Linked DNA regions of Homo sapiens: all the other regions are linked to region 1. Evidence: read pairs that join two places in POLR2A ChIA-PET (ENCODE). Cell type or tissue: OCI-LY7. All regions are shown on one strand. Each heading gives the region's core, and the rest is flanking DNA. Links, peaks and the distances in the headings are about the cores only.

Region 1 (8,301 bases), core at 158-8,157:
TCAGGGGTTTTTGCTTTTGCTTCTTCCTCATTTTCTCTTGCTGTTGCCATGTAAGAAGTGCCTTTTACCTCCTGCCATGATTCTGAGGCCTCCCCAGCCATGTGAAACTGTAAGTCCAATTAAACCTCTTTTTCCCCGCCCCCGAGTCTTGGATATGTCTTTGTCAGCAGTGTGAAAACAGACTAATACAGTTTCCAAATGGAGGGGGCTGTCTGGGTTGTGAGTTTTGCTGAATCAGACCACAATTCATGGATCAGTACAGATCTATTAGGTGTTGCATGGGCTCCCAGTGCTGGACAGGTTGATGCCAGGGACATAGGCTACATAACCCTTTCCTATGAAGAGATTATATCTTCTTGATGATACACATACTTACCTACAACTGACAGCACAAAACAAGAATTTTTCTCCAATCACAGGCTTCAAACATGCTCTGTTGTTTTTCCTTTTCCTACCCCTTGACAACAGTTCAGGCAGATCTTGTAACGTGGTCCTGTCAGCTACAATGATGGTCATTTTGACAGCTGGGAATCATGTTCAGGCAGCAAATGGTCCTTGGGGTCAAATTGCAACTTCAGCCTCCCTCTCTCCCCTCTAAAGCTTCTCCCTCTCCCCAGCTCAGCCTGGCCTGTGTGTGACTCAGGACTTCTTTCATTCTCTCTTCGTCATTAGGATTTTTGGGGGGTGGGCAAGAGGAGGGAGAACTTGAAGAAAGGGGTCAAAGCCCCTGTACTTAATGGGCTCCGCTGTTATGGTTCCTTCTTTGCTCACAGGGGCTGGCTACGGATGGTTTTTAGTGCCAGGGAGGAATGTGCTTGCTGTCTTGCAGTTACATGTGTGGGTTTTTCAGAAGCCTCTCAGGAGGGTGCCTTACCACCCAGATCCCTGGCCTCCTGGTGAGGCACTCCCTGCCTGGCCTCTTGTGGCTCCTGTCCCCAGCTCCTGCCCACAACACAGTCCCTTCCTGCTGGGGCTCCTTGGCTTATGGGAGGTCCACCCTTGCTCCTCCAAATTCTATGGCTCTCTTTCCTCATGGGCTACTCTGCTCAGCCTCCCACCCTCAGAATTCTCCAGCTGAGATCCAGGAGACTATGCCTTCTCTCCCCTAAAGTACAGGCAACTCTTGTCCAAGTCTCCCAAGAAGAGTGTCCCCACATTCTTTACTGGGGCAGCCCTAGGACAGGACAGGGATTTCTGCAGCTCGGCAAGCATCTGGCTGGGGAGGATGGTCAAGCTCCCTTTCTGCAGCATCCTGCATCTCGCTGAGTGTTGTCCTAAGAGCCCTTCTCACCCGGCCTAGGTTGGACAGGAGCACTCATCTCCCCACTTCTTTCATAGCCATCTCCCCCAGGGACTCTTTCTCTCATTAATGACCTCCTTTGACTTTCTAGTCTGTGTATAAGGAGAGGGGAGTAGTGGGGCAGGCTTATAGGACCACTTGGTTGTTTCACCGGGGCCTGTTATGGGGTGGGGGGAGGGGGGAGGGATAGCATTAGGAGATATACCTAATGTTAAATGACGAGTTAATGGGTGCAGCACACCAATATGGCACATGTATACATATGTAACTAACCTGCACATTGTGCACATGTTCCCTAAAACTTAAAGTATATATAAAAAAATAAGCATTTGGTACTCTCTTTATAATTAGGGGCATTTAACACTAAAATCCTCAGGCACGGGGTTGTGATTCTGAGCTGGGCTGGAACATCTCATTCACCCTTCTGTCTATGCACAGATGAAGGGAAAGCATCAGAAAACACATGGCAATGGACTTGACTTGGGGGTCTCTGCTCTGCCCATTAGGTGTTATAAGATAGGAAAGACAACAGGCTTGGAGTCTTAAGACTGCAGGATCAGGGCCTGAACTGAGCCTTGAGGGAATTTTTTTTAACTTGAAAAATTGCATTATAAAAGTTATACATGCTCCTTATACAAAACAGCCACAAATAAAATCAACCTTCCTTCCCTCCAGTCTTGCTTCTCTAAGATAACCTCTCATGACAGTTTGCTCTGTATACTTCCTGCTTTTTTAAAAAATGCACGTATAAAAGCACATATCCAAACCACAAATAAAGCACACAGATTTTTTTCAAGAGCACCCCATGTGTATTGGCTTGAAGGATTTCGAACAGTCGTTTTCAAATATTTGTGTGCTTCCTGTCCCTGACCTGGAGAGACAGGGCTGCCAGGTATGACTGTGCAGGCTACACTCTGTCCAAGAGTGCCTGCCTGAAGGATTTAGTGGGCCTGAGAACCAGCCCGTGTTCTGTTGCCCAGCCACACACCCTGGCTATGTGCATTTGGAGAAGGGGCACCGGAGGGAGGGAGGCCTTTTCCTAATTACAGCAAAGGCACTGGATCTTTGAGAAAGTTCCTGGTTAGTGAAATCAGAGAAGGAAACTGACCAGTCTAATGCCAGAGCAAGGCTATTGTGTCACCCAAGGCCATGTGTGTAAAGAAGCAGGTGGACTCTATACCAAGGACACATGAGCTGTGAGGTCAGGGACCTCTGGGAACTCAGAAGAACACATGCTCCTGCCCTCTGGAAGCTGACAATCCGTGAATGGAGGAAGTCACACACCTGAAATGTATGTGAACAAAAGTCAAACGGAGTGTGGGATGCTGTTGGTATCTTAGATCCATGCTTCTGTCTGGGGATATGCTCTTCCAGGCTTTCTGATGGTCAGTGTCACTGCCCTGCTCAAAATCCTTCACTGGTGTGTCTTCCATCACCTTCAGGAGAAAGAAAACCCAAACTTCTTTCCAGGACACGTGAGGAGAGACCTTTGAGATCTGACCCCTGCCCCTGGCACCAGCCCCATTTCCTGGCCCTGGGGTGCTTCCAGGATCCTCTCCCTAACATGCACCTGCTCTCACGGCTCTGCAACCTCTGGCGTTGGCACATGTTGGTCTCCCAGTCTGGATGTCCTCATGGCCACCTGCCCCAGGTGCTCCTCTCTCTCTCTGGCTAGCACTGACTTAGTTCCTAACTGTGGTGATGCCCATGTGGTTTGGGAATTTCCTTCCAAATACCGTCTTTAATCTTCCTTGTAGTTTAAGTGGAGTTGGAAACAGTGCAGCTGGTAATAGACTGTGTCGTATTCATTCATTCCTAAAACTTCACAGGCCGACAGAAGTGAGAAAGGAGGTCCAGATAGCCCCGCCTGGGTCTCAGAGAGGGAGGGCTTCAGGAAGACATATTGAGTTTTTGTGCAAATTAAACTTTACGTGCAGTGACAAACCATTACATGCTCTGTTGAGGTAGAAAATGGCATTTTTCTCTAAGCCCTGTTATGTTTGAAAGTTATTTGAATAATAGTATACTTGTACATCCAAATCAATTTCTTGTTAGAATAAGTCTACTTTTGAAAAACAGTCTTTCAGGACACACATATTTAATCTTGATGGAAGATCATTTCATTTTCTGACACCATTCAGCTTCAGTGTTCAGTTGTAGTTGGAATTAACACAAATAAGCTCCTAATTGTGTTTTGTGAATCAAAACCTAGAAAAAAATTAAATCTTCCTCAAAAAGAAAATATATTTCATATATATGGTGCCCTCTGGATACCGTGGAAAGCCTGAGGTTGTCTCAATCACCTGAGCAGGTTAGACTTTTTATGCCAGTGTTTGCTGCCAGTGATGGATGAGTTTTCTTTCCTGAGGAATGTGGATGATGAAAAATAGTGACCTCTTTGCTTTCCACAGGGCCCTTCCATCTGCCCATGCTGCCCCCATCTCCTGATTTGTGAAATTCATCAGGTGTGCACCCTTCTAATGGCTGCTCCGATGAAAACAGTAAAAACCCATCAAGCCAGACCAAGAGGAGTGACCTACTTATATCAGATTGTGTTAACTTTCTGTAAGTGTGCATTTTCTGCCCTGTTCTCAGCTTCTTTTGATAGATGATGTAGGGAGCTGATCAGTGAAACTCCTCTACAGTATTTATCATAGCTTGTTGGTGAGGATATTGACACTAAATCAGTGGACCCTGTTTGAAGAGCCACATGAAAATTTGAAGGCTTGAATACAAGAAAGGCTTTGTTTCATCCAAGAAACTGCTATGCTTGATTTTCCATGGACAGATTCAAATTCATAATTGATTGTCTTCTTTTGGCTCCCAGGAATCTCAGAGTCATATTTGCAGTCCAGCCTTTCACCCTTGTCTGACCCTGTGAACCCCATATTTATGTATGCTGTCTCTTGATTCATCTTTCTACTTTATTTACACTAGTTTCTGATGTTTATTGGATCTATATTTATATTCATATATCTAGCTCTAGCTCCTTTTATCAAGCACATAGAATGAGTGGAACCTGACAAGGTGCTAGCAGGAGACAAGTATTTATGTGTATTTATTCTTTTGCACCACTATCCCATCAGACCTGGTCTGTGGACACCACTCTTCCCTGCATCCAAAATGAAATTGCTACACAGTACCATAACTTTTCTTGTCAATCTTAGGTAAAAACATTCTTTGTTCACTTTCAATCACAAGAACAGTCTCATCTTCATAGTTTCAATGTTCACTTCTGAGCAGTAACAAAAATTCAGAATTGTTTTCAAGTTTCAACTTCCCCAGCTGTGAGTCTACTTCTGGATGTGAAACCTTGCTGGGTGGGGGCACTGAGGATGCAGTGAGCATTGACAGTCAGCCTCTGTTTTTCTCTGAATTGCTCTTCTAGCCTTCTCCACCCTCTTCCCCACACTGCCTCTTGCTCCTCCTGAGTAGAATGAAAGAAGGGGGTAGGAAAGTTCTTACCTGCTGGGGTTGCCTTGTCCTGAGAGAGAAGGCAGTTTTGGTCTTTTCAAAATGACCCATCTGGCTTCCATAATGCAGCCCTGGGGCTAAAACACAGGATGCACCTCTGTCCAGCTGTGGGTGGAAGGCAGTTTGCTCCTAGGTTGTTTCAGCCAGCTTCCCATGCATTCCTTTACACCTAGGTGGTGCAGCCATCTCTGTGCCTGTCACACACCAAAGACACAGGTCAAACTCCACAAATGTTTTTTGTAATACTCTTGCATTTTTCTGACTTCACAATTTGGCCATGGGCCAGTTTATTGGCCAGGAAAGAGTTGAGCACTTAGAGGGCTGCTCAGGAGGGTTCAGTGAAGGGATTGTGAGTAAAGGCGGTGTGGGCAGGGCAAGGACAAAAGATTGTGAGGCTCCTGGACACTAGCAGCATGCCCTGAAAGGGTTGGGAGAGGAAATAGTATATTGGATGTGAAAGACAGGCCACTGGATAGGTGTAGTGGCTCAGAGGAGCCATCCAGAGCCACAGCAGTGGCCAGGCAGGGGTGTGTTATGGGTTGAACTGTGTCGCTCCAAAGATATATTGAAGTCCTAACCTTTGGTATCTGTGAATGTGGCTTTTTTTTTCTTTTGAAATAGAGTCCTTGTGATGAAATCAGGACATAATAATTAAGATGAGACCATACTAGATTAGGGTGGTCTTTAATCCAATATGATTGGTGTCCTTATAATAGGAGAAGAGACAGACTCAGACCCAGAGAGGAGAACACCATGTGGAGATGGAGGCAGAGGTTGGAGTGATGCACCTACAAGCCAAGGAACACTGTGGATGGCAGCAGCTGCCAGAAGCCAGGAGAGAGGCATGGAGCAGGTGCTCCCTCAGAGTCACCAGCAGGAACCAACCCTGCTGACACTTTGATTTCAAACCTCTGTCTTCCAGAACGGTGATAGAATAAATTTCTGTTGTTTTAAGCCATCCAAGTCTGTGGTAATTTACTATGGCAGCTCTAGGAAACTAACACTAGTGTAGGATAAAAAATTTTCTCAACTCTGTCCCCTTGTTTTCTCTCATTATGATGCCTATCACTGGCCGGACCCAACTGGAAGCTGGAAAGCAAGGGAACTGTGATGTGGTCCCTGGAGGTCAGCCTCTAGGTGCAATGCAGAGCAGAGAATGGATGGAGGGTGACTATAAATGGAGAATAATCCAGGCTTCTATCTTCTTCAAGTTCAGAGTCAGGTGGAAGATGACATGAACCCCAAAGGCTCTGGAGAAACTGCTGTCTCGACCCCTCTTTTCCACCCCTTGCACCTGGTTCTGTTGTGAACACAAGCAGGCTGAGAACACAGCTTGTTCCTCAAAACTGCATCTTGGACAAGAAATTGACTTTCCCCGGGGAACAATGTTATAAACAGGCGAGGAGTGGTATGTGCGTGCCGAAGAAAGAGATGATGTAGAAGTTAAAAGGCTGGAGAACAATAAACATGAAAAGCAGTTCAACGTCATTTGTAAGCAAGCCAACTCAAGTAAAAATAACACTGAAATGAATTCATTGCCACCCTTCAGGTTGGCACAGAAGGATGTGATGGCTGTCTCCCAGGGCTGGTGAAGGCAGGGGGAAGAAGACTCACTCTCTACTGCTGCAGGACTGGTTGTGGATTCGGTGAGGCGTAAAGACCCCAGCACAGTGCTGGCTCCCTTTCTCTTCCTGCTCAGCTCCTTTCCCGACATCTGCAACTTGCATTGTAAAGCAAAAGACAGGGAAAAGTCAAGGTTCAGCATCAATGTCTCAGTGCTGTGCAGTGTTATTTGCATAAACCTTCCCATTCACTGATGGAAACCCCTGGCATGTTCATGCCAAGCATTCTTAGCAGTACACATACCTGGGGCAGATCAAGTGCTATCATGAGAAAATTGACTGCATTAAATCACACAGGTCTTAAGGGAAGTGGAAGGGCAGGGTGGGAACTGATAGCTAAGAACAACATTTGCACCTTATGACAATTGCCTCATCATTGTAATCCCATTGGGGAAACCTATACAAATATGACTAGTGTAGCTGCAGTGTGTGTTCTGCCCATAGCTCCTCAGGTATTTTCACCATTTCCACCTGTGCCAACCTGATGTCTGGTAACTGATACTTTCATCTTTGTTGTGGTTTGCCTTCAGAGTACAGAAAACCCCTTTGTCCCTGTAAACAGCCAGCAGGAAGTGCCTATGAATTAATCACGCTTAACCACTGACAAGTGGTTTATGAGTGTTGGTCAAGAATATTCAGCTCCCTGGCCAAAATAATTCTGAACCCTATTTTGTGCTATTTACCAGAGCGCCCCCAGGGGATTAAGCTTTAATCTTCCACTGTTGTAGCTGGCTGAATAATGGTTGCCTTCCCCTCCCATACCACTTGCCCTCCTTCCTACCCCTGTTCCTTGCACCTCCCTATAGGTGGCTTGTCCTCAGAGACTTGGCTCAAAGTCTGCTTCTGGGGCAATATAAACTAAGACAAGTGGCAAGCGAGGCCTGCTTAGCCCATGTTTTCCAGATATACATTTTGAGACTCAGGGACTGGGCTAACTTTGGTCACTTGCTCCTTGTTTTTTTGTGTTAATCCATCACCAACAGTTGCACAGCTCATTCATAACATCCACATAATGAAATCATGTATCCAGCAAGGGTTGATAGGTGTAAATTATTAACAGTTATTAAATACTTTTATTATACTCACTTAACTACAGCAGAAAATGGGGAACTAAGGATAAGTAACTTGTCAGGATCACACAGTAGGTGAAGGAGCCGGATTTCAAACCCAGCACCTATATTTTGAACCCCCATTTGTAATGACTGTACCATACTGTACCCTTAATAGAATGATGCCTGCTCTACTGTTTTGTGTCAAACCTTATTGCCATTCTTCTTATAAGTCTTTTGTTTCATGTAAGTGAACAGAGAAATAAACATACAGGCCCATGGGGATGTAGATGGCCAAGTGAGAGGGAGGCTAAATAGGCAGAGCTCTCTAGAGTTCCCATCCCTTTTCAACCAAGAAATTCCATATTCATATGTTATATGAGTACATTCTCTATAGGATGTCACAGGGTACTGGGGAAGTGTTTGGCAGCCACCAGTGTGGTAAGACATGACCTATTTTGCACTGTAGCTCTGCGGGGACTCAGGTGTGGAAATAGAGTCTTCGGATGGGGGTGTGGGATCACTAGGAAGCCATAGGAGGAGCAGGAGATGAGGTTACTTGTATCAGAGACTAAGGGACATTCAGAGCAAGAGAGGCTGGTGGGTTTAAAGAGATATTTGGGATATAACATTTCAAATACAGCACTTACTTTCAAAGTCTAGCTTCCACCTTTATCTAATTGTGTCCTCTTGTTTTTAATTTAAGTTCCTCAGGCTTCAGATAATTTATGATATAGCTTGTTGATCAAAGGGAGAAAGTCCTGTTAGAAAAATGCTTCTTTGAACTGGGGGTGGGGAAAGGGTGGGTCCCAGTTCCTCAAAGTAGATTGTCCCAAGACTCCACCAATGCATTGGG
Region 2 (8,301 bases), core at 272-8,271, 86 kb before region 1:
ATTTCACTACAAACTTCTTGAGGGCAGAGCCATGTTTATTAATAACATTTGATCTTTCTAAGGTACTATGGTATTTGCAAAGTCTTTTTTACACCCCCTGTTTATTGCAAAGTTTTCTTCAGAGCCTGTATTTCCCATTTGATTCTCATAATGGCCTTGTGAAGCAGGTAGAACAGATCCTAATTTTTTCCACTTTAAGAAGAGGCTGACTGAGTTGTGTTTAGCATAGAGCCTGGCATTTGTTGGGTGCTGAATGTTTGTTGAGTGGTTTTGAGTGAGCTCCACATGTGTAGGTACTCTATGCCTGCTGATTGAATCTATGCATTTGTTAATTCATTAAGCAAATATTTATTGACCACCTATTACGTGCCCATCTGCAAAGAACAAAAATCCTGCCCTTGTGGCACTCACCTTCTAGGGAAATGAATGAATAAATTAATGATCAAATGAATTGAGAAGAAAATGAGGAGGAGCTGCTTGAATATCAGTCCTGGATATTTTCTTTATGACTTTTGAAAAAGGAGTACTTGTAGAATTTTAGAAGGACAGATATGGAAGGAACCTTGGGGAACATCTAGTTCCACAGAATGAACATTTTAAAGCCTGGGAACACTGTTTAACTGAGAGCTTTTAACTGAGAACTGTTTAACAGTCATCCAATTTATATAGCAGACACAGTAACGGCTTCTTTGTAACTACCTCTAGTTCTTTACAAAATTTTCTCAATCCCCAATCTTTTTCCAACTACCATTTCACTTCTCACTTCTCTCACAAAACTGGGAAGGGCGTGTCACATGCTGTCTTTATTCTCTACACTCCTCGCTCCTTCTCCAACCCACTTCTGTCTGGGTGTCATTCCTATCCTCCATCAAAACTGCTCTCAAGGACCTCTGTGTTGACAAGTTCAATGGCGCTCTTCTGTTCTCGTTGTTCTTGACCTCTCAGAAACTTTGACACAGCTATTTCCTCTTCAGTGAGACACGCTCCTCTTTGATCTCCATGGAATCATTCTCACTTTCCCTCCTATCTCTTTGATCATCTTCAGTCTCTTCTATTGGATCTCCTCTTTTACCTTTATGTTTTGCAGTTTCTTATAATTCAGTCTTAGGTCTTACTCTTATTTCTCTCCATAGTCACTCCATAAGTAATCTCATTGATGCCTTCAGCTTTGATTATCATTTATATTTTGATATCTTCTAAATTTCCATCTCCAGCTCAAGTTTCGGATGAACTCCAAACTTAAATATGTAAATGCCTCCTCACCACTTTCATATCTCACATTCAACTCAAAATTAGTTATCGCAGGCTGAGATCTCCATCTCTTCCCTATTCAAACTGTTTAACTTCAGTTTTCTCTCTCTCAGGAAATGACCTCACCATTCAGCCACCTGCTCAGTACAGAGAGTCCTCTCTTATTCTTTTTTCTCCCTCAAACCAAGCATCTGATTCTACAAGCCCTGTCTCTTTGCTCCTGCTAAGTGTACTTCTCATCTTCTCAGTCTTTCCACTTCCACAGCCACTACTGTAGTTTCAGCCACATCAACTCTTGCTGGATTACAGCAATCACAGCCTCTTATCCAGTCCCTCTCTTTCCACCCTTGCTCCCCTCCAAATTATTCTTCACATATAAATTTTTAAAAGTACAAATAATTTCATTGTACTCTGAGGCTTAAAGATCTTCAAGTGGCTTTGCATTGCCTTAGAGTAAAATATCAACTCCTTTCCGAGGCATGCCATGCACTATGTGATTGGATCTTGCCTGCTCCCCAGGTGCAGATCTTTCCACTCTCCTCTCACAGGTATGTTGCATCCTGTTTTTCTATTTATTTCCCAGCGTGGGGCCAGGGTCTTTCCTGTTTCAAGGCCTCTGCACACAGAGCTCCTTCACTGAGGCTGGAACAGTTTTCCCCTCACTCTCTTTGGCTGGCTTCTTTTAAGTCTTAGATCACAACTCAAATGGCCCCTCTTCTGAGCTTTTCTAAACATCTCATTTGAACAGCTGCCTAATTTTTTCACTTCACCCTGTTGCCTTCCTTCATGGCACTTGTTACAATTAGCAGTTACTGTTCTGTCTCTTTACCTGTTTATCTTCTGCCTCTCTCATTAGATTTTGTGACATAAGGGCAGGGACCACATCTGTTTTGGTCCTTGCTAGGTATCTACTGCAATATACATGCACTCATTGAGTCAGTAACAATGGATGAGGTCCAGGTTGGAAGGTCTGCCTCCTGGTCTGTTTGTTGTGGCCTTCCTAACAGTGACTATAGAGGCTACTGTTTTTGGTTGCCTGGTCCCCATCCCCCTTACTTGGTCTAGAAACACATCCAGGGCCAGTGATAGTTTCCCATGCCTATAGCCACAGTGGTGGTCCAGTCTGGTCAACTAGAATGCTCTCCAAGGTTCTGCTACTTGGAGCTGGCAGAAAGACTTTCTTTTCTTGTTATTTGTGAGGCTATAAGGGTGATAGGGTTTGGTTCTGTGTCTTCACCCAAATCTCATCTTAAATTGTAATCCCCACATGTCAAGGGAGGGAGGTGATTGGATTATGGGGGCAGTTTCCCCCATGATGTTCTCATGCTAGTGAGTGAGTTCTCAGGAGATCTGATGGTTTAATAAATGGCAGTTTCCCCTGGGCTTCTCTCTCTCACCTGCCACCATGTAAGAGGTGCCTGCTTCCCCTTCTACCATGGTTTTAAGTTTCCTGAGGCCTCCCTAGCCATGCAGAATTGCAAATCAATTAAACCTTTTTTCTTTATAAATTACCCAGTCTAGGGTATTTCTTTATAGCCATGTGAAAACAGACTAATACAAAGGGTTTTGGCTTGGAGCTTCTGAGGCAGCTGGCCTGAGATAACAAAGCCAGAAAAGCAGAAACAAGAGGCAGAGAATGAGGGAGTCCTGATGGTGGTAGAATCCCTGGGTTCAGTTGCTCTTAAGCCCAGTTTTCCCTTCCCTTCCTGATTATGCCTGTTAATCTATTTCTTCTTTTTGGGGGCTTGGTTTACTTCACTTGCAGCAGAACAAATATATTGAGCAAGTTATTTAACTCCCTCTGAGCCTCAATTTTCTCATCTGTCCAATCTGGTTAGTGATGTTTAACCTGTGTGATTTAAGGTGTTCTTATGAGACTCGAAGGAGAGAATGTCCACAGAACTTCTTTGAGGTCCATCTTTGTGATCATGACAATGTGCACCTTTTATCTCTTAGTCAGCAATATGCAGTTTACTTCTGCTTTTCCCCAAGGAGGATTTCTGGAGTTAGCATGAGCAACTGGGCTGCATAATTTAGGAAATTGTTAGTTTGGGTTGGAAGGCCATGGTGCCTGTCATGGGTGGTTCTCTGAGCATGCTCAAATCCTGGAATGTGTGCTCCTTTCACTCATTACCCTGACCTTTCCTGTCCTTGACACTTTTTCTCATAGATGTTGCAAATATTGAGGAGCAAAGCTTTTTTTGGATGAGTGTCAAAGCCTTTTATTTTCATTATTTTTATTTTCTTGAGCTCCTGGGAGACTTTCTTCTTCATTAACAGTGTCACACAGAGAACTTGTATGCCTCAGGCTTTGAGCTAAAACTGTTTAAAGTGAAAGCAGCTGCTTTTGCAGAGCAGTCGCACCCTCAGATCCCCCGAGAATGCAATTGGATAATGAAGTGCAGACTCTTTGACCAGGGCTCTGCTGGTCGAGGATGCCCTGCCTGCTTCAGCAAATATGGGGCCATTTAAAGCCTGGCTCCTCACAGCTTCTCCAAATGGTCTTCCCCATCTCCAGCTGCACCCTCCCAGCCAGTCCAAGTGTCTGAGACCTGGAGTGTCCATGTAAATTTGAATTTTTTTTCTCTAGCTGTCACATCCATTTAAACCACTGTCATCTCATTTCTTCACTATGTCAGCTTCATTCTCTGTGGCTCAGAGCATGCCTGGTGCCTCCAAGCTACCCGGAGATTGCTGAGTGACTTGCATCTTCTGAGCTCCAGTTCTGCATTCTCCCTAAACCAGTCATTAAGTCTCAGTGGCCACCTGCCATGTTTAGCACTACAGGTCTAAATTGAAAGTCATCCAGCCCTCTACTCTCAGTTCCTCATTCAGCCTGTTTATTTCTCATCCTCCTGCCCTGTCTTTCTTCCTCTATCCCAGGCTCCGACCTTCAGACTTATCTTGACCCTTCACTTTAACTTGCCTTACAGATCCAGGCAGTGCCTGCTGATTTGTTGATTGATTGTTTCATCCAATCAAATTACCAAGGACTCTCTGTCAGACCCTGTGTAGGTGCCAGGGAGACAGAAAATAGAGCTGCTGTCTCTCGGTCTAGTGACTGGACCACTGAGGCAGAACAGCTCTGCCCAGAGCCCAAGGCCAGATGAATGCTCCTTAAACTGGCTTGCTGTGCATTTCACTCCTCTGGGAAAAATCCATCATGGCTCTCCATTGTTCATGGAATGAAGTCTAACTTCAGTCTAAAGCTGTCCAATACCACAGCCTCTGGTCGCATGTGGCTATTGAGTGTTTGAAATGTGGCCAGTCTAAATTAAGATGTGTGATAAGTGTACAATAAATACAGGATTTCTAAGAGCTAGCACAAAATAAAAAAAAATCATTAATTTTATTTAATTGCATGTCAAAATCATAATTTATATATTGGGTTAAAGAAAATATTGTTAAAATTAATACTTTTTTTACTTAAAAATTTAACATGGTATATAAAGGTTTTCCAGAGAAATAGAATCAGTAGGATCGATAGATAGATATAGATATATTGGAGGATTTATTTTTTGAATTGTCTCACATGATTATGGGGGCTAAGAAGTCTCATGACATGCCATCTGCAAGCTGAAGCACCAGGGAAGCTGGTGGGGTAATTCGGTCCGAATCTGAAGGCCCGGGAAGCAGGAGAGTTGATAGTGCAACTCTCAATCTGAGGCCAAAGGCCTAAGAAACTGGGGGGCTGCTGGTGTAAGTTCCAGTATCTGAAGGCCTCTTAGCCTGGAGTTCTGATGTCTGAGGGCAGGAGAAGGTGGATGTCCCAGCCCCAGAAGAGAGAGTGAATTCTTCCTTTGCCTCTTTTGTTCTCTCTGGGCCCTCAGTGAATTGGTGATGCCTGCCTACGTTGGTGAGGATGTATCCTTTTTACTCAGTCTACTGATTCAACTGCTAATCTCTTCTGGAAACACTCTCACAGACATTCCCAGAAATAATGTTTCAGCAGCTTTCTGGTTATCCCTTAACCCAGCCAAGTTGACACATAAAATTAACCACCACACATGGCTATCAGAAAATCTAGAATTACTGGCTGGGTGTGGTGGCTCACGCCTGTAACCCAGCACTTTGGGAGGCCGAGGTGGGCGGATCACGAAGTCAGGAGATCGAGACCATCTTGGCTAACACAGTGAAACCCTGTCTCTACTAAAAATACAAAAAATTAGCTGGGTGTGGTGGCATGTGCCTGTAGTCCCAGCTACTTGGGAGGCTGAGGCAGGAGAATCGCTTGAACGCGGGAGGCAGAGGTTGCAGTGAGCTGAGATTGCGCCATTGCACTCCTGGGTGACAGAGTGAGACTCTGTCTCAAAAAAAAAAAAAAAAAAAAAAAAAAAAAGAAAATCTAAAATTACGTATGTGGCTTACATTATATTACCATTGTCAGCACACATCTAGGACATGAGGTTTTCCATAATCTGTCTTCTGATGACTTAACATATATTATCTCATGTCATCCTCACAATGGGCAGATGCAATGTGATATCATTTTTCACTTACCAACAAGGAAGCAGAGGTTCAGAGAGGTGCGAGGCACTAGGTCAATGGATGTGAGGGTCAGCACCAGGAACATACTCCTGAAGTCCTGCAAGCCTCAGGAGTCCTGCGTAGTGCCATATCCATGATGTCTACATCTCATTGTCCTATTGTTTCCCTTCTGCCATTTCCCAATGGATAAGACATAGGAAGAGGACAGCAAAATCATGAAAGCCCTGGTTGGACAGACTTGGCACTAGAAGAGGACTGACTGTGGAATCCCATGACATGTGAGCTTGAGAAGAGTATCTAGTTGAGATCCATTTGTTGCAGGTTGCACTTTGTTAGCCTTTGACCACGTGGATAATGGAGAAATTAGCTGGAAGGAATTTATCTAAGAAAAGAAGCAGCCAGGCATGAGCTGGACCCTTGTTTCCCTGCTTGTGCTGTGCTAGCTGGTGGATAGCTGGCATGTGTCTGGTGGATGTCTGCAGTGCAGCAGTGACATGTGCCTACAGCCGGCTACCTGGTGTTGGGGAACACATAGAATACAGCCCCTGAGAGCACCAGACCCACTCAAGGGTAACTTTGCAGGGGTTTGGAGTTTCTGAGTGAGTAGGCTGGGGGTAACAGGAGCCAGTGAACTTTGAGGCATTCCTGTTTATGTGGCCCCGTCTGTCTCCATAGGCTCAAAGGATTTGGGGTTCTTGTGCCTGGAACATCTTTAATTGTCTGTGGAGATCCTGGGCAGAGCTAGGAGGAGATCTGTAGAATGACTCAGTGTCTGGTGGCCCATTTCCACTAAAAATCATGGAGGAATTCCTGATTCTGGTGGACCATGGTATCTCCAGGAGTTAGTCAAGTAGGCTTTCAGGGCCTTTTCCCTTTTTCTGACCACAGGGCAGCTTCTCAGTTTTGACAGGTGACGTGTACTCAAAGAACCCCTGATCAGAATTAATCCCTGAATTTGTATTACCACCAAGGTCCTGGTCTGCTGTGCTGGTGTGAACTCCTCTGCAGCAAACCTCCCAGGAATGGATAGATGGGCAGTCTATCCTGTAACTGAATGCAACTTTTTTCCCTTTTCTTTTCCATTTGAGACAAAAATGACATGGCATCAGGCAGTGCCAACTAGTGACACATTTCTCTCTTCTCTTTGCTAAGGAGGTTCCCTCTAGTATCTTACCCAGCCAACCGCTTGCACCAAGCATTTTGGATTATCTACAGGGGCTAATGAGAGGTTGTCCTGTTGATTATAATTGCTTTTTTCTAGTCAGTCACTGTATTGGAAACAATTAGAGCAGACAGAAATCTCTGAGATCCTCTGGTCCTATACACACATTGTACAGATGGAGAAACTGAGGTTTAGGGAGGGGATGCGACTTGCATAAGGGAGAGTTCCTCAAAAAGGGCTGGGGTCAGGGCTCAAGCAGGTGCTCGTTGGCTCCCTACATAGGTTGTTGGCTCATGGAGGAATCTCTTGGCCCCCTCTGACCTGTTGCACTGTGTCCTGTTCCTACATTTCATTTGAGCTTTGTCATCTGGGCAAGCAGCATAGTGAAATGAGAAAAGCTTTACACTGGACATCAGGAGAGCTGGGCTCCAGGCCTTTCTCCATCTCATCAACAGGCTGGATGGCCTGCAGTGCACTGCCCTGCACTTTTCCTACCATACTTCCCTGAGATCCAATAGATGTCTCTTGAGCATGAAGCACAAAAAACCCCCAAATGATCTAAAACTTGCATGCGTTAACTAACACATTCATTTATAAGGCAATTGTTAAGACTTGTTTTCTTGGCACTAGGAATATAGAGATGAAAGATGTGTTCCTCTTCCTCAGGGAACAGGTAACAGACATGAAAACAGCACTGGGCAAATATTTTGTGAATTTGTTACGCTCAGCCCAGGGAGAAGGCAGAGGGCATGGGGCCTCTGAGTGATCTCTATGGGCATGAGACACAGGCTTAGGAACCCTCTTTTCCCAACTGCTGGCCAAGGGGTTAGGAAATGTACATTGGGAATTCATTACTCTGGCTCTCCAGAACTTTGGTGTCTTTCAAAGACATCTGGGAAAATACAAATGGTGTAGGATGGGACATTATTTTATTTTTTCCAGCCACCAACCAGTAGGTGAGTATTCAGAAGAAGCAGGGGAAAGGGAGCAGTGAAGAGGGGCTGGGGCTGGGGTAGGGCACAGTGGGGAGGTCAGAGACAGGAAAACATACCATGTTGCCCGTCTTGCTGGAACACCTACATCCGTCTTGCTGGAACACCTACATCTCTGGATCAGATGGTTTTCTCTACACTTCTCCCTCTCTCTTTTTTCCTCTTTCTCCCAACTTTGATTAACAAAACTTTTCCACGAAGGAGGTCATTTGTTGAAAACGATACATGATGTGGGCTCATCCAGACCCCCTGACTGGTCAATAAACTCCATCTTTATCCTCCAGTGATTTTAACTTGATTGTTGAGTGAATTTCCAATCACATTGTCTGAGGATTATCTCCAGACAGTGTCAAATCTAAGCTCGCTCATTGGGCCAGTTGCTGTGATGGGGCGCCAAAATTATTTTAA
Region 3 (8,301 bases), core at 272-8,271, 75 kb before region 1:
AGAATATTGTTTGTTCATTTCTATGTGTTAAAATCTGGTGCAATTTCTTTTGTGACTTAAATTATTGTTTTTATGTATATTCCAAAAGCATTTCAGGGTACAGCGCTTAACAGATATCAGTAAGATCTGCTGCATGTCTATGTTATTTAGATAATCTATACCCTGACTTAATAATTTTATCTACTTTATCTGTCATAGATTGGGAGAGAGGAATTAAAATCTCCCTACTGCCAGTCTGTTTTTATTAAAGCCTATTTTTCCTTATAACTGCTATAATCACTGTTTTTTGACTGTTGCTTCTATGTCTTATTGCATAGATATTTAGCACTATTCCTAGTCATTGAGAGTTGCGCCCTTTAGCCTTGTAAAAATTGCCCTTTGTATTGTTTAATGCTGTATGTCCTGAATGTAACCTTGTCTGATATTTAGATAATGCCCTCTGCTTATTTTTTTTTTGCTATTTGTTTGTATTTTCCTGTTATCTTTGCCCATACTTTTATTTACAACTTTTCTGAATCACTTTGTTTTGCATTTCTCTTCTATATAACTGAGGGTTTAGTTTTGCTTTGTAATTTAACCTGAAATATATTTATAATACGTAGGTAAAGCCCATTTACATTTATTAATATAACAGATGTATTTGATCTCAGTATGGCATAATATTTAATGTTTTCTCTTTTACTGTGTTTTAGCAAGTCTTTATTTACATAATGAGTTTTCTTTGCCTTTTAAAACAATTGCACTTCTGATATTTAGAAAGTTTTATATTTTTGTTCTCATGACAATATAACTTTGTATAATATTGCTAGTGTTCTATTTTTCTAGATGGTATTGGCTAATTCTTTTGTATGAATAATTGTACAACGAATGTGCCTCATTTTGCTAACCTCCCCTCTCTCTTCCACCACCCAATTCTAGTTACCTCAATGTTTACCACTGTCTTTTTAAAGATGTTTACATATAGTTCTTACTTGGTTTGACAGCTTTCAATCAAATCTTTTCTTTTGCTTCCACTATTACAAATTCAATAATCTGCAAACCTACTCGACTTTTCACCTTCCCTACCTTTTCTCCCTTCCATTTTTCATTAGTTGTATCATTTATACATTGTCAGAGCATATAACCTTTACATTCTATCTGTTGTCCCAATCTCCAGCTTTGTTTAATCTTAATCTTGCAGTTGCGGTATACAGTGCTCACCACCTCTTTTTTTTGCTACAGTTTGTTTCCGCTATTATCTCCTGGTTGGCGATTGTTTGACCTCTTATAGATTCTTCAGGAAAGGATCATGGGACCATATTACTTAAGCTCAAACATTTCACAATTGTTAGTTTGCTTTTGAGATGAATTTTTTTTGCTGGCTATAAAATCCTTGCCTCACAAGTCTCCTTTTTTTTTGGCTATCTTGTAGATGTAAATTACATAATCTTCTTATTTTGAATGTTGCTTTGGAAAAATATAAGATGTGTTTGAATCTTTTCCTTATTTAATGGCTTATTTCTTTGTTTGGATGTTCAGAGAAAACTCTTTCCTTCCTTCCTTCCTTCCTTCCTTCCTTCCTTCCTTCCTTCCTTCCTTCCTTCCTTCTTTCCTTTCCTTTCCTTCCCTTTCCCTTTCCCTTTCCCTCTCTCTTTCTCTCTCTCTCTCTCTTTCTCTTTCTCTCTCTCTCTCTTTCTCTTTCTCTCTATCTCTCTCTTTCTTTCTTTTCCTGAGACAGGGTCTTGCTCTGTTGCCCAGGCTGGAGTGCAGTGGTACCATCACAGTTCACGTGAGCCTCAAACTCCTGGGCTCAGGCAATCCTCCCACCTCATCCATCTAATTAGCTGGGTTTACAGGCATGTGCCACCACTGCACTGGTTTCCATTCCCAGAGAGAATTCTTTCTCTCCCTCCCTTCTTTCATCCCTTGCACACTCACTCTGTCTCTTCCCTGTGCTTTCTCTCTCTTTGTTTGTCTCCAGCTTCACAGGATGTGTCTCGTTGACTATTCTGACTCAATTTTCTCTGGCCCATGTTGTGCCCTTTTAATATGTAGAGCTGACTAGACATGGTGACTCACGCCTATAATCCCAGCACTTTGGGAGGTCAAGGAGGGCAGATCAGTTGAGCCCAGGAGTTTGAGAACAGCCTGGGCAACATGGCAAAACCCTGTCTCTATCAAAAAATACAAAAATTAGCCGGATGTTGTGGCACGTGCCTATAGCCCCAGCTACTCAGCTGAGGTGGGAGAATTGCTTGAGCCCGAGAAGTGGAGGTTGCAGTGAGGTGAGCTCATGCCACTGGACTCCAGCTTGGGTGACAGAGGGAGCCTGTCTCAAAACAAACAAAACAAAAAGAAAAAAAAATGGTTTCTGTTTTCTTCTCTAATTATAAGTATGTTTGATCTCCTTTGCTATTGTAGCTGTCATTTTCTCTCTAATTCACTTTAATTCTATCTTTATTTCAGTTCCTTTTGATTGTATTTCTTTATCTGTCCTCAATATTACTGTCTTTCTACAATGTTTAGTCTACCTTATATACTTTCCAATTTTGTCTTTATTTCTCTGATGGTTTTCTACTTTTTGCTAGAGTTCTGCTGGCTCATAGTTCATTTCCTCCTATTTTCTTGCTACAAATTCCCTGAATTCTGGCATTTAAAAATTCATGGTGAAATGTTAATGTGTAATTTTTTTTTTTTTTTGCTTTCAGCAGCATTTTTTTTTGGATGAATGTTGTTCGTATTTTGGTAAATTTTGTAACTCTTTTTGAATTTTCAACTAATAGTTACTTTGTATATATGCTATGTTAGTTCACTAAAAAAATCACTTATTATTAACTTAAAGTTTTTAGTTCCAGCTATTTAAATATGGTCTCTGATGGAGTGCATCTCAACTCAAAGCATTCTGTTCCTCTGCTGTTTATGAAAAACACTAGTTGCTGGAAATACGGTTCATCTGTATCATTCTTTTTTTTTTTTTTTTTTTTTTGAGACGGAGTATCACTCTGTCGCCCAGGTTGGAGTGCGTGCAGTGGCATGATCTCGGCTCACTGCAACCTCCGCCTCCTGGGTTCACACCGTTCTCCTGCCTCACCCTCCTGAGTAGCTAGGACTACAGGCGCCAGCCACCACGCCCGGCTAATTTTTTGTATTTTTAGTAGAGATGGGGTTTCACCGTGTTAGCCAGGATGGTCTGGATCTCCTGACCTCTTGATCCGCCTGCCTCGGTCTCCCAAAGTGTTGGGATTACTGGTGTGAGCCACCGCACCCGGCCCATCTGTATCATTCTTTGTGTTGCTCTTCCTCCTCTGTTTTTCTGAACTTCAGGGGCTTCACCTGTGAATTGTTTCCTTCAGCTCCTGCACTTTGTTGCAAATAGGATATGTCATTTATGCACTTCAGGGTGAGCCACTTGCCTTCAGGAGTTCCCTGCCCAACCCGGCTTTTCAGCTCTGCCATCACTAAGTTCTCTTGCAACTCAGTCTTACTTCCTTTCTTTTTCTTCCTATGTGGTTTCTGTCTGATTTCAGTTGCTTTTTTTTTTTTTTTAATCAACTCTTAAGCATATTTTGGAGGCTGCAGACTATATTTTTCTTCTTGTTTCACTGAAAATGCAGTTTCTGGATTCTTTTTCATTTCTTCTTACTCCTTTTATGTGTTTTTTATAGAGAAAATGGATAAATAAGCTGATATGTGCAGCCATGTACATACCAGAAGCCCCTAAGATGATTTTAAGGTTATCTATCATATTGGGTTTTTACTGTTGTGAAACAGTGAAGGTTTGAGAGTCCTTAGAAGAGTTCTTACCCCACTTAATAGTAAAATAGATTACAGATTACAAAAACAAACAAACCGCACCTGACTTTGGCTATGCAGAAAGTTAAAGAATTATTTTAGCTAGCTCTGAGTTAAAACTTTAAGCACCAGACCTTTCCATTTGAACCACTTTAGAAGAAAATCCTAAATATTAACATACTTCTTGCTTTCTTGGTGCTTAAAGAATGAACCAGCCGGGCATGGTGGCTCAATCACTTTGGGAGGCTGAGGAGGGCGGATCATGAGGTCAGGAGATCAAGAACATCCTGGCTAACATGGTGAAACCCCATCTCTACTAAAAATACAAAAAATTAGCCAGGTGTGGTGGCACGTGACTGTAGTCCCAGCTACTCGGGAGGCTGAGGCGGGAGAATTGCTTGAATCTAGGAGGCGGAGGTTGCAGTGAGTCGAGATTGCACCACTGCACTTCAGCCTGGGTGACAGAGTAAGATTCCATCTCAAAAAAAAAAAAAAAAAAAAAGAACAAACCGTGTGTGGATGGTTGGAGTTGGAGAATAGGGATTATTATGACTGTATTGTACTAAAATATGGTTATTCCATTTATGGAGCGGAGGGTGTTGACTTTCATATGAAGAGGCTCTAAAGCATCACTTTTTTGGTCATACATAGTTTTTTATTTCTCTCTTTTTTTTGAGTAGGTTTTCTTTAGTCACCCTTTATTATAGCTATTAATGTGTTTGCTTGTTGTAGTCCTTTGAATTTAGTGAAGTCTCAGAATTTAGACAACAAAGATTGCTGGAATTATATACAAAGTAAAAGCAAATATACTTTGGGCATAACATGAGGGACTCTCCCACAATTAGGATGATAATCAGTGCTCAGACCTTGTAATATCTGTTTCAGTTGCTTGGGAATCTGCTGCTTCTTGGATCTCAGCAGCACTCTGATTAGGAAAGGAAGCTGATTACTTACATTTCTGAGACATCAAATGTGTATTTAGTTTTGATTTTATATGTGCTTAATGATATTATTGGACTTGTAACATTGTGACTATAAAATGTTCCTACTATATAATTTGTTTTATCGTAAATATTGTAGAAAGTGTAAAGAAGACATTTGCCACAGCATTCTACTGCAGAGAAGGGTGTTTTTGTGTTCTCAATGCCCAGTTGTCCTAGTGTCTGGGGGAGGCACAGACATTTGCTATGCAGGCTGAGTACGTAGGGAAGGTTCTAAAGTTGTTAAGTGCAAGCTGCAAGATTCTAAGATTAATTGTGCTTCACTCTCCAGTGAGATTAATGTATTATAAATCATAGAGGCATATCCCATCAATCTGGTGCCTCGATGCAGGGAACATTATAACCCTTAACTCAGCAGAAACATACCTTCCATCCATTACAGCATCTCTCCTGGAATAAAGTATGTGCTCCTCAGATAGGGCCAGGGCAACGGACAGCATTTTAAAGACATCTTTGAGATAGCTGTTACAACAGGGAAACCATTTCTATGGCTCCTTGGTTTCACTCTACAACAATAACTTTTATAGACAGTACATATTTGGAGAAGTGTTTTCTGGACACTTAGTATCTGCACAGCCCTGGGGTAAGTTCTCTGGGGTGTATGAAAGGAAGAAAACTTATGATTCCTACTCTTGATGAGCCTACTGTTTGTTAGAATACTAACAGCATGATTTTGATGCTAATAGCTATTGTTTATCTAGCATTTACTATATGCATACCAATAGAATATACTAAGAAATTATTCATAGAATGTATTTTAAAATAAATGCCAACAAGGTTAGAGAAAGAAAAGATATGTACTGGCTGGAGTAAAGTCCCTATAGAAGTCGGGCCTGTGTTGAGCCTTATTGGTGGAAAGGCTTTAGAGAGGTGGGACAGGGTACATTTCCCAATGTAGGGTATATATTGCATGAGAAAAATGAGGTTAGATAAGCAGTGAATAAATACAAGAAAAGAGGCTTGGAAGTAGCTAGCAGAACCACAGAACAGGCAAGAGCCTCTTGCTGTGTACTTTTTCACCCTTCCAGGCTCCATCTGATATCAATTTCATTCCCCTCTGGGGACACCTTGCCTAGAGGAAGAGAATTCCCATAGGAACTCATCACAAGGAAGGTGAAAAGTGAATAACGCAATAAAGCTGGACAGGCAGGTCCTATAGGCTACACCAATAAAGTCATTTGACTACATTGTGCCAGCTAGGTTGTGTGTGCAGATACTTCTAGGGCCAAAGTTAGTTTGCCAAGATTTGGCAGGGAGATAAAACCAAGCTTCCTCCTCCCTTTCCTCTTCCTCCTTCCTTATTATAAAATAATATTATAAACTTATGACCCCTTCCTTCTCCTTTTAATTTATCCTCTTCCTTGACGCCAAGCTCAGCCCCCCTAGTTACAGCTTCATGCCATGCACGGCTCACTCAACTTCATTCATTTATTCATTCGACAGGTATTTATTGAGAATTCCATATGCATCCTCAGAAAATATACAGCCTTATAAGGAGGACAATTAAGAAGAAATTACAATAAATATGAGCATAGCATCCTCTATTTCTAACAGAGAGGTTTCTTTAAATTATTGAGGGGAGGAGGGCATCAGAAAAGAAATGACATACAAACTGAGACCAGAAGTATGAGTGGAGATGTTCTTTATCCTTCCCAAGCCTGTTGAGGGTACCTCTGTTTGCTCTGGGAAGCTGCCAGGCACTTTAAGGTTCTTGGCTGACTTTGGCTGCCACCACCAGCATACACAAGAAATTAATATATTTGTTCAATCAGTAAATATTTCTTGGGAAGTTCTAGTATCCAAACAGTGTTCTGCGCTGTGTGGATTCAGCTGTAAGCCAAATAGGCAAAGCACTTGCTGTCATGGAGCTTGCATTCTAGTAGGGATGGGCAGAGAACAAATAAATAAACAAAAATAGATAATATGTTAGGTGCTATGGAAAAAATAGCAGAGTAAAGTGATAGAATATGTGTTCTTGTATGTGTGTGTGGGTATACACTATTTTAAATAGGGTGGTCTGGGTTTCTCTGCTGAGGTGATATTTGAGCAAGAACTGATGAAAAGAGTGCGATGTGGCTTTCTGGGGAGGGGAGCAGCACTCTAGGCAAAGAGCACAACTAGAGCAAAGGTTTCTTGGAAGAAGTGTGCTAGGTGTGTTCAAGGAACTGCAGAAAGGCCAGGTGATGAGAGCTCAAGGAGGAGAGCAGAAGTGGATAAAGTTGTGGAGTTTCTGTCCCCATGGCAAGGTTTACATTTAAGAGCTGCTGTGTCGAGATATGACAGTAGAGGGGCAAGATCAATAATGAAGGAGGTCAATAAGGAGGCTATTGCAATGGTTCAGGCAAGAGATGGTGGTGGCTTGCTATGGTGGAAGCATGGGAAGTGGCAGGATTCTGGATATACATACAAGATAGAATGGATAGGTTTGCTGATGACTTGGATGCGGGTGTGAGAGAAGAAAGGGGTCAATGATCACTGAAAGGATTTTGTTCTAAGTCACTGATAAAACAGATTTGTCATTAATTGAGATGGGAAAAGCTTCAAAAAGAACAGGTTTTGGGGAGCAAAAATATGTTAAGTTTGTTATGCCTGGCTATCATTCAAGTGGAGATTTCACGTAGGCAGATCATCATACAAGCCTGGATTTCAAGGGAGTGTTTGGGAGTTGTTATTTAAAGCCGTGAGACAGATTGATCAGCAAGTGGGGGACTCTAAAGATAGAATAGATAAGGGCTGAGGGATGAAGCTGGGGGGCCTCCTTGCTTAGAAGTTGGGGAGATGAGAAGGATCCTGCAAAGGAGGTTGGGAGGGTGCAGCCAGAGAGGTAGAAAAAATAAGCAGTGTGTGCTGCCCTGGAAGCCAAGCAAGCATTTCAAAGAGGAGGAAATGACCACCTCTGTCAAATGCTGCTGAGAGGTCAATGGTGCAAAGACCAGAGGTCACTGATAACCCTGTCGCAGTAGGTTTGATGGAGTGATGGGTCCAAAGGCTGATAGGATGGGCCCAGAGAGGATGAGAGGAGGGAAGTGGAGAATGGCTATGGAGTCACCTCTTCCATGGAGTTGTGCCACAAAGAGGGGCAGAGAGATGAGCCTATAGTTGGTAGGGAAAGTGGGGTCAAGGGAGGACATTTCCCAGATGAGAGAAAAGCAACATGTTTATGGGCATCATTTAGTAGAGAGGGAAAGCAATGGTGCCAGTGGGAGTGACAACTGCAGGGATGATGGCCTTAGCAGGTGAGAGGCATGAAATCCCACAGCCAGTGGACAGGAGTAGGAATAGCTCATTCCTGCAACAGGAGGGCAGGTGGGTGGGTGGCTTTGGGGTGTGCAGTGCAGGAGTTCTCCTCTGATGGCTTTACGTTTCTCAGTGAAGTGAGCAGCTGGGTCCTCATCTGAGCATGGGGATGGGGAGGAGGTGATAAAGTTGTGGGTGGAGAGAAGGGATGAGGTGGTCTAGGAGATTGAGAGAGACCAGCTTGGAGGGAAGGCATGACTGTGGGGTAGTACGAAGGGCCTCTTGAGGGAAG

Evidence for each region. Peaks named below come from ENCODE experiments on the same cell type or tissue, not always from the same donor. Only the 100,000 strongest peaks of a DNase experiment are listed, where the experiment ranks them.
Region 2: POLR2A ChIA-PET joins it to region 1 with 14 read pairs; 2 of 35 experiments call an interaction of 5 or more read pairs at or near these places.
Region 3: POLR2A ChIA-PET joins it to region 1 with 10 read pairs; 2 of 35 experiments call an interaction of 5 or more read pairs at or near these places.

The regions. Positions count from the first base shown.
Region 1 is chr3:140,753,142-140,761,442 of GRCh38, reverse strand. No RefSeq gene overlaps it. Among named protein-coding and RNA genes, the nearest start is that of TRIM42, 79 kb to the right of the region's middle. In OCI-LY7, for the core only: a CTCF peak has its summit at 7,092; DNase peaks (open chromatin) are centred at 4,612 and 7,002; H3K4me3 peaks cover 3,297 bases; H3K27ac peaks cover 4,350 bases.
Region 2 is chr3:140,839,187-140,847,487 of GRCh38, reverse strand. No RefSeq gene overlaps it. Among named protein-coding and RNA genes, the nearest start is that of SLC25A36, 98 kb to the left of the region's middle. In OCI-LY7, for the core only: no CTCF peak of the experiment used is centred there; DNase peaks (open chromatin) are centred at 1,397, 3,667 and 4,007; H3K4me3 peaks cover 3,617 bases; H3K27ac peaks cover 4,843 bases.
Region 3 is chr3:140,828,204-140,836,504 of GRCh38, reverse strand. No RefSeq gene overlaps it. Among named protein-coding and RNA genes, the nearest start is that of SLC25A36, 110 kb to the left of the region's middle. In OCI-LY7, for the core only: no CTCF peak of the experiment used is centred there; a DNase peak (open chromatin) is centred at 3,424; H3K4me3 peaks cover 1,006 bases; H3K27ac peaks cover 963 bases.